Linked DNA regions of Homo sapiens: region 1 is linked to region 2. A link is a contact called in ENCODE Hi-C or POLR2A ChIA-PET data. All regions are on one chromosome and are shown on one strand. The core of a region is the stretch at or near the end of the contact, and the rest is flanking DNA. Distances in the headings are between cores, read along the strand shown.

What was found. Hi-C counts contacts between places; a loop is a spot of excess contacts on that map. ChIA-PET counts read pairs that join two places held with the same protein, here RNA polymerase II (POLR2A). Pooled maps may share reads with other maps.
Region 1: a map of ascending aorta shows a loop between it and region 2 (3-fold over the local background). The contact joins two enhancer-like sites. A Hi-C loop is called at or near these places in 2 of 168 maps with a recorded cell type or tissue (aorta and ascending aorta) and 3 of 50 pooled maps. POLR2A ChIA-PET finds 5 or more read pairs at or near these places in 1 of 52 experiments (Panc1).

What each region holds. Positions count from the first base shown.
Region 1 is chr7:107,593,544-107,597,226 of GRCh38, forward strand. It overlaps DUS4L-BCAP29 (DUS4L-BCAP29 readthrough), which reads left to right. Exons shown (of 13, transcript NR_163941.2): 9 at 412-562; 10 at 2,324-2,459. BCAP29 (B cell receptor associated protein 29) reads left to right here. Exons shown (of 8, transcript NM_018844.4): 4 at 412-562; 5 at 2,324-2,459. Among named protein-coding and RNA genes, the nearest start is that of BCAP29, 15 kb to the left of the region's middle. Within about 2 kb of position 1,753, at least 7 of the 41 ENCODE cell types and tissues checked have a DNase peak (open chromatin) inside an H3K27ac peak, as active enhancers do; they include ascending aorta, where a contact is called at or near this core.
Region 2 is chr7:107,385,527-107,389,008 of GRCh38, forward strand. The region is part of intron 7 of COG5 (component of oligomeric golgi complex 5); the gene reads right to left. Among named protein-coding and RNA genes, the nearest start is that of GPR22, 83 kb to the right of the region's middle. Within about 2 kb of position 1,750, at least 8 of the 41 ENCODE cell types and tissues checked have a DNase peak (open chromatin) inside an H3K27ac peak, as active enhancers do; they include ascending aorta, where a contact is called at or near this core.

The DNA of each region.
Region 1 (3,683 bases), core at 503-3,002, 210 kb after region 2:
ATGCTAGTGTAGTAAGAGAAATGGGATAGTCTCTTGGAATTGATTGTAATGGGATATGACATCTGTCATTGTCAATAGGCTGAATTTTAGTCATCTTAGAGACAGAAAATGTAAAGGATAATAGTTTGCAGTGTAGTTAGAGATGAGAAACAATAAAATGATGGTAAGTACTAGATGAATAATTTTAAAAATGCTATAGTAATTCAAAATTTGCTACTAGTGTCCATTTATAGAGCACCTACTTTGAGCATGAAAAGTTCCCGGGTACTGTAGACGGAATGACATAAAGGTCGCCTCTGCCTAAAGTCCATTATTTAAAAGTTTGGTCAGTTTTTCTAAAACTGCTTTCCATTTTTAACAAGCTTATATTCGTAAAAGCCAAAAGTACTGTTTTCTTTTGTTCTGTAATAGATGCTGTGAGAGAAGTAAGGAAATATTCCTCAGTTCATACCATTGAGAAGAGCTCCACCAGCAGACCTGATGCCTATGAACACACACAGATGAAACTTTTTAGGTCTCAAAGAAATCTTTACATTTCTGGATTTTCCCTATTTTTTTGGCTGTAAGTAAAAAATAATAATAGAAGCACAATTTAAAAACATGACTTATGCTTTCCTTTCTCATTTTGTCCACCTTTACTGTAGATTTTTTTTTTTTTTAAGAGAGACAACCTTTCGCTCTGTTGCCCAGGCTGCAGTGCAGTGGTGCCTTCATAGCTCACTGTAACTTCAAACTCCTGGGTTCAAGTGATCCTGCCTCTTCAACCTCTCATTTCTAGGACTACAGGCGGCACACCACCATGTAGGGCTAATTTTTAAATTTTTTGTAGAGATGGGGTCTCACTGTGTTGCCCAGACTGGTCTCAAACTCCTGGCCTCAAGTGATCCTCCCACCTCAGCCTCCCAAAGTACGGAGATTACAGTCACTGTACCCAGCCTACTGTAGTTTTGTTTGTTTGTTTGTTTGTTTGTTTTTTAAGATGGAGTCTCGCTTTGTCGCCCAGACTGGAGTGCAGTGGCGCGATCTCGGCTCACTGCAAGCTCCACCTCCTGGGTTCACACCATTCTCCTGCCTCAGCCTCCTGAGTAGCTGGGAGTACAGGCGCCTGCCACTGTGCCCTGCTAATTTTTTTGTATTTTCAGTAGAGACAGGGTTTCACTGGGTTAGCCAGGATGGTCTCGATCTCCTGACCTCATGATCCTCCCGCCTCGGCCTCCCAAAGTGCTGGGATTACAGATGTGAGCCAACGCGCCCGGCCTGTAGATTTTTTTATAACATCTTTGTAAAAGAATTCAGATGATATACCCAAATAACAAACAGTAGTTAACAGCTTGTAGGTTTGCCCAGTCCATAAGGCCCTGAATGATTAGGCTCCTGCCTCTCTTTGGAGCCTTGTCTCATACGTGTCTCTGAGATGTACAATACATTCCACCCTTACAGACCTTCACCATTTATTCATTCATTCCATCTTGCAACAGATATTGATTGAGTTCTGTGGTGTACCTAACTCTTTCCCATTTTAGGGTCTTTACACAAGCTCTTCCTTTTGCCAGAACACTCTTTTCTTTCCTCATTTCCTGGCTAACTCTTACTCATCCATTAGCCTCTTTCTCAAAGCCTTCTGTGGCCATCACTACCCACAAAGTAGGTAGGTCTTCTCTTACAGGTGCTCAAAGAATGTATATATACTTCATTTTCTAGTGTCATTCATGGTTGTAATTAAATACTGTTTTAACTTTTGCTTCCACAACTAGGAGCTAAACCCCTGAGGGCATGGACTTTGCTGTTTTCCGCTGTGTCTGCAGTGCCTGGCAGAGTGTCTTAACACTTAGCAGTTCCTGAGTAAAGGAATGTCTGCTGAATGAATAATTGAAGATAGTCATCACTATTTCTTCTAACAATGGCAGTTACACATAAACGGATGTGAATGAGCTGTTCTTCGGCTTGTTTGACCTTACACAATGTTCCTTAAATAGCAGAATTTGAACTGGGCCAAAAAAAATAATTCTCCTACTGGCCCTGTCACACTGTCTGAAATTTTCCTGTTTCTATTCCTCCAAGCTAAAGCCTTCTACAGGAAAACAAATAAGTACCACTGAACCTGTATTCTAAATGCTGGTCTTCTAACAAAGATTCCAAAGGAATGAGACACGGGCCTGTTTTTACTAAGAGACTTGAATTAAAAAAAGAATAATGGGTTCTGCCTAAACATTATCTGCCACCACCACACCTATATCTAATGGGGAGTAATTTGGCAATGACTGTTTTAAAATAAGTTTCTGGTGATTGGCCAGTAATACATTATTCTGGTTTTTTTTCTTAGAGTTTTGAGACGTCTGGTTACGCTTATTACTCAACTGGCAAAAGAACTGTCAAACAAAGGTGTACTTAAAACTCAAGCAGAAAATACTAACAAGGCTGCCAAAAAATTTATGGAAGAAAACGAAAAACTAAAAAGGGTATTTAATTTTCTTTGTAAAAATTAAATGTTGTTGGTGTTCCCGAGGAGTAATGTATTTGTTTTCAGCATCAAAAAGAGCATTTTTATATTTTATAAGCAGAAAATGACCATAATTAACAATATTTTATGTAATGATTATTTCAAGAATAGTTTTACTGTTCTTTAGAAATGCTTGTTCACACTAATATTTTTACTATTATTTAGATTTGCTTTTTCTCCATAGTGGATTTATACCATTGGACCTATTTTCTGTGATTTAAGGAGAAAATAGTATTCTGGGAATATGAATTTTAATTCCTTCATTACCGTTAAGTTTACTTTATAATCTAAAGCAAGTCTTTATAACTGTTTCTATTTCTTTTTCAGTTAAAGTATTTTTAAGCCTAGATTTTCGTTTTCTTTTAAATGATTGGTTTATAGAAAGCAGAGAAACGTCATTGATGCTAGATTGATAATTGCACATAATATTTGAAATCTTTAATGTTATTCCTTTATTTTCTATCTTTTGATCTCATTTCACAGTGGCAAAAATAAAAACACAGTCATTAAAGCTTTGATTGATAGTGTTAACTAAACTCAAAAGCACGCAGCCTTGTATTTATAGAACAACTGATCATGTACATATCTTAATTTAAAATTATACACATCATTTTGGAGTAATGATTTGTAACCATCAGAACACTGCTTTTTTTCCTCTTCAATTGTTTTTCTCTTATTCTTTAGCTCTAAGAAAATGGAAAGTGTTATTTTTTTCATACATACCATACTTAATACACTTAAATTAGTCTTGCCCTTTTAAAAAAAGCACCTTCCTCAAAATACTTTTGCAACTTTTCTCTTGGAATTGTTTTCAGAACCATTTACCCATGCAAGGAAACTTATGTCATGATTACCAATTCCTTGACCCTGCGTGATTTATTCTTTCTGTTTGTTTGTTTTCCTCTCCTTTGTTTCCATACTGTCCTGATTTGCTGCTTCCTGCATAGCTGTGACCCAATCAGAGGAGGCACAGATATGCTGGGCTAAAGCCAGTACACAGTGGGGAGAAAGTCTTTGAGCAGCACATAAAAGCAGCTGTCAGTGCCCAGAGTATAACTAATTGACCAATAAAGTGACCAACAAAGGCCATAAGTGAGAATATAAAAGATGACGTCTGTTTCAAGGTACTTCATGTAGGTTTTGAAAAATAAGCTAAGGAAAGATAAGCTTGTGAAAACACCCC
Region 2 (3,482 bases), core at 500-2,999:
TAAAAGGCAGGGAATTCTGATGTACATTACAACACGGATAAACCTTGAGGACATTTTGCTAAGTGAAATAAGCCAGTCAAAAAAAGACAAATAATGTATGATTCCACTTAACATGAGGTACCTGTAGTGGTCAGATTCATAAAGACACAAAGTAAAATGGAGGTTTCCAGAGGTTAGGAGAAGAGGGCAATGGGGAGTTATTTAATGAGTATAGAGTTATCAACAACAGTGCAGAAAGATTCCAATTTCTCAACATCCTTGCCAACGCTTGTTATTTTCTTTTTTTTTTTTTTTTTTGATGGACACCTTAATGGGTGGAGGTAATATCCCATTGTGGTTTTAATTTGCATTTCCCTTACGATTAATGACAGTAAGCATCTTTTCACATGATTGCTGGCCATCTGTATATCTTCTTTGGAGAAATATCTATTTAAGTCTTTTGCCCAGCTTTAAACCAGGTTTTGTGTGTGTGTGTGTGTGTGTGTGTGTGTGTGTGTGGTTGAGTTCTGTTAGGGTTGAGTCAGGATGGTGGGAAAAACTGTAAAATAAACCTTCTTGGAAGTCCAGAAGGTTTTTACAAAAGCCTCAGGATAGAGTTACAGTTGAAGGTAGTCTAATCCTCTTTGAGCTATAGCAAGGGTAATTAACATAGGAATATAGAGGAGTCTATCTAAATAGCTTCTTTAAAGACTAAACTTAGACCATCCGCAGGTATATGATTGCTCTCTACTGGGCGGGGGTGGGGGTGGTTGTCAAGGAGTCGGGGCCGGGGTTGCAACTGTTTATGGCACTCTCCTGAGAGTCTGTAAGCGGCCTGGACCCTCAGCTGGACTGACAAGCATAACATCTGTGTCAGTGGACGTTATTTATCTGTCGTTGGGTCAGGGTCTGCCAGACAGACCCCCGCAGCTGGTGCCCCGTGTGAGGAACGCTGCGGAGGAAGCACGACGGACCGCCGAAAAGAAGTGAAAAGCACCGCGCAGTCAGTGAGTAATCAGTAAGTCATTGGTGCCCACTCGGGATCTCCAAGTTTGGGGGGGATTGTTCAGGCTGAGGGTTCATGATGGGACAACAGTTATCAGCTCAACAGAAACAGTATATAAAAGTATTTAAACAGCTGCTTGAAGCTAGTGGAACCTCGGTTTCACAGGCACAATTAAGGGACCTGATGCAAACTGTTGTAACCCAAAGCCCAAGGTTCCTGGAAAAAGGCATGCTAGACATAAAGCTCTGGGAACAAGTAGGGAGAAATCTGAAACAACATTATGCACAAGGGCAACAGGTCCCAGCATCATCTTTAATGCTGTGGGCTTTAATTAAGGCAGCCCTGGCTTCGTTATACAACAGAGAGCCTAAAAAGGGGAAGGAGGAGGAAAGTCACCTGCCTTACCACCTCCTTTTCCCTCAGCCCCACTATCACCGGGCCAAAATAACAAAGAGGAAATGGAGGTTTTGCCTGAACCCCCTCCTCCAATAAATAGGTAAAAAGACAAGAGATAACGCTGCAGCTACAAGACCCTGTCTTAAGCAAGTGGCATTAGAAGGGGAGTTCTTAGCTTGCCCAGTAATGCAAGATTGACAAGGCAATCGAGTATTTCTTTTAACACTTATAAAAAGATAAAGCATTAGAGGCCAGAGCCCCATGGTCAAGCAGATGGTAAATTAAAAGAAAGGCTCTGCAGCGGGTAAGCTCACAAACCCAGAGCCAGCAAATGCTCCTGGGAACTCAGCCTGGACAGCAGAGGCAGCAACAGGAAGCCAGGCCAGGCACGCCAGAGCTGGCCTGCTGGGGAGGGGCAGGAGGTGCAAACGGGAAGGTCCACCCAGCCAGCAGCAGAAAAGCAGCAGCGCCTAAGCAAGTGCAAAGTGGCTGCCACCCTGGGGCCCACCTGCTCAGCTCTCCAGCTCCGCAGGAAGCCCAGGGCAAAATTTCGTGTGTTCCTTGTATACAAGCAACATCTCAGATTATAATTTGCTGCTAAAATTTAAGTAAAATTTAAGAATTTGATAGACCTATTTCTGATGATGGCCACTGTTCTCTCTCTTACCCCTAATGTGACTCTCTCCAAATCCAGTTTAAGTAAACAGTAACCTCTGAAGGGAAATTAACAAAGAGCCCATGAGTTAGTTAAGGAGCAGTTAAAAACCGGATGATAAACATGGAAAAGCAGCAGTCTGGTGGAGACCACATAACTCAATCACTCGATCTGGGTTTACTAGCACTCAGAGAGCTGAGATCGGGGCTCTGATACTGGCCTTGGAAACTTTTTCCACTCAGCCCATAAATATCGTGAGTGACTCAGCTTACTCTGTTTATTTATTGCAGAACCTTGAAACAGCCTTAATTAGGTACATTCTTGAGCCCACCCTGTGTGCTCTTTTTCTTCGACTTCAGCAATTGCTAGATCAACATACACAACCTATTTTTATCACACACATTCCAGCCCATGGCTCTCTGCCTGGCCCATTGGCTTATGGTAATAATCAAGCAGACCTTCAGGTTATGACATCACTGCTTGACCAAGCCACCCAATCACATCAATTTTTCCACCAAAATTGGAGAAACTTATCTAAACAATTTCAACTTACCCAGAAACTGGCTAAACAAATTATCCTACAATGCCCAGATTGCCAGCTCACAGGCAATCTCCACACGTGTTAACCCTAGAGAATTAGAACCTAATCAGTTATGGCAAACAGACGTTCCACACAACCCTGAATTTGGAAAACTTAGATATGTACGTATATCCATTGATACCAATTCTCACTTAATTAGTGCCCATGCTTTGCCTAGAGAATCAACCCGGTATGTCATTAAACATCTTTTAACTTTTGCGTTTATGGGGTGGCCCAAAAAATTAAAACTGATAATGGTCCAGCTTATGCCAGCTCACAATTTCAACAATTTGTCACTCATGGCACATCGAACATTCCACAGGCATCCCATATAACTCCCAAGAACATGCCATAGTAAAATGTGCCCACTCCACCCTTAAAAATATGCTCAGAAAACAGAAAAGGGAGAGTATGGGTAAAGACCCTGCAACACTATTGGCACAAGCCTTATTTACCCTTAAGTTTTTAAATTTAGATGACAAATTTCAATCAGCTGTAGAAAAGCACTTTTCTAAAACCTCTCAAGGTATAAAACCTGCAGTTTCATGGAAAGATGTGAACAGTAATGTACGGTGTGGTCCAAGTGAATTACTAATGCGGGGAAGAGGACATGCTTGTGTTCACACCCCCTTAGGTCCTCTTTGTGTTCCAGCATGGCGCATCAAACCACACCATGGCGTGCCTAGGACCCAACCTGGTACCAGAGATGAAGGAACTGACCCTACAGGACCCGCAGCCCTGAACAATGCGGCTTCCACAGACGACACAAGCCTCAAATGTCACCTGATGCTGAAGAGGATAACTCAGAAGGCTGAAACGAATTCTACTCCAGACACAGACACCATTTACTCCAAATAATTTGTTCC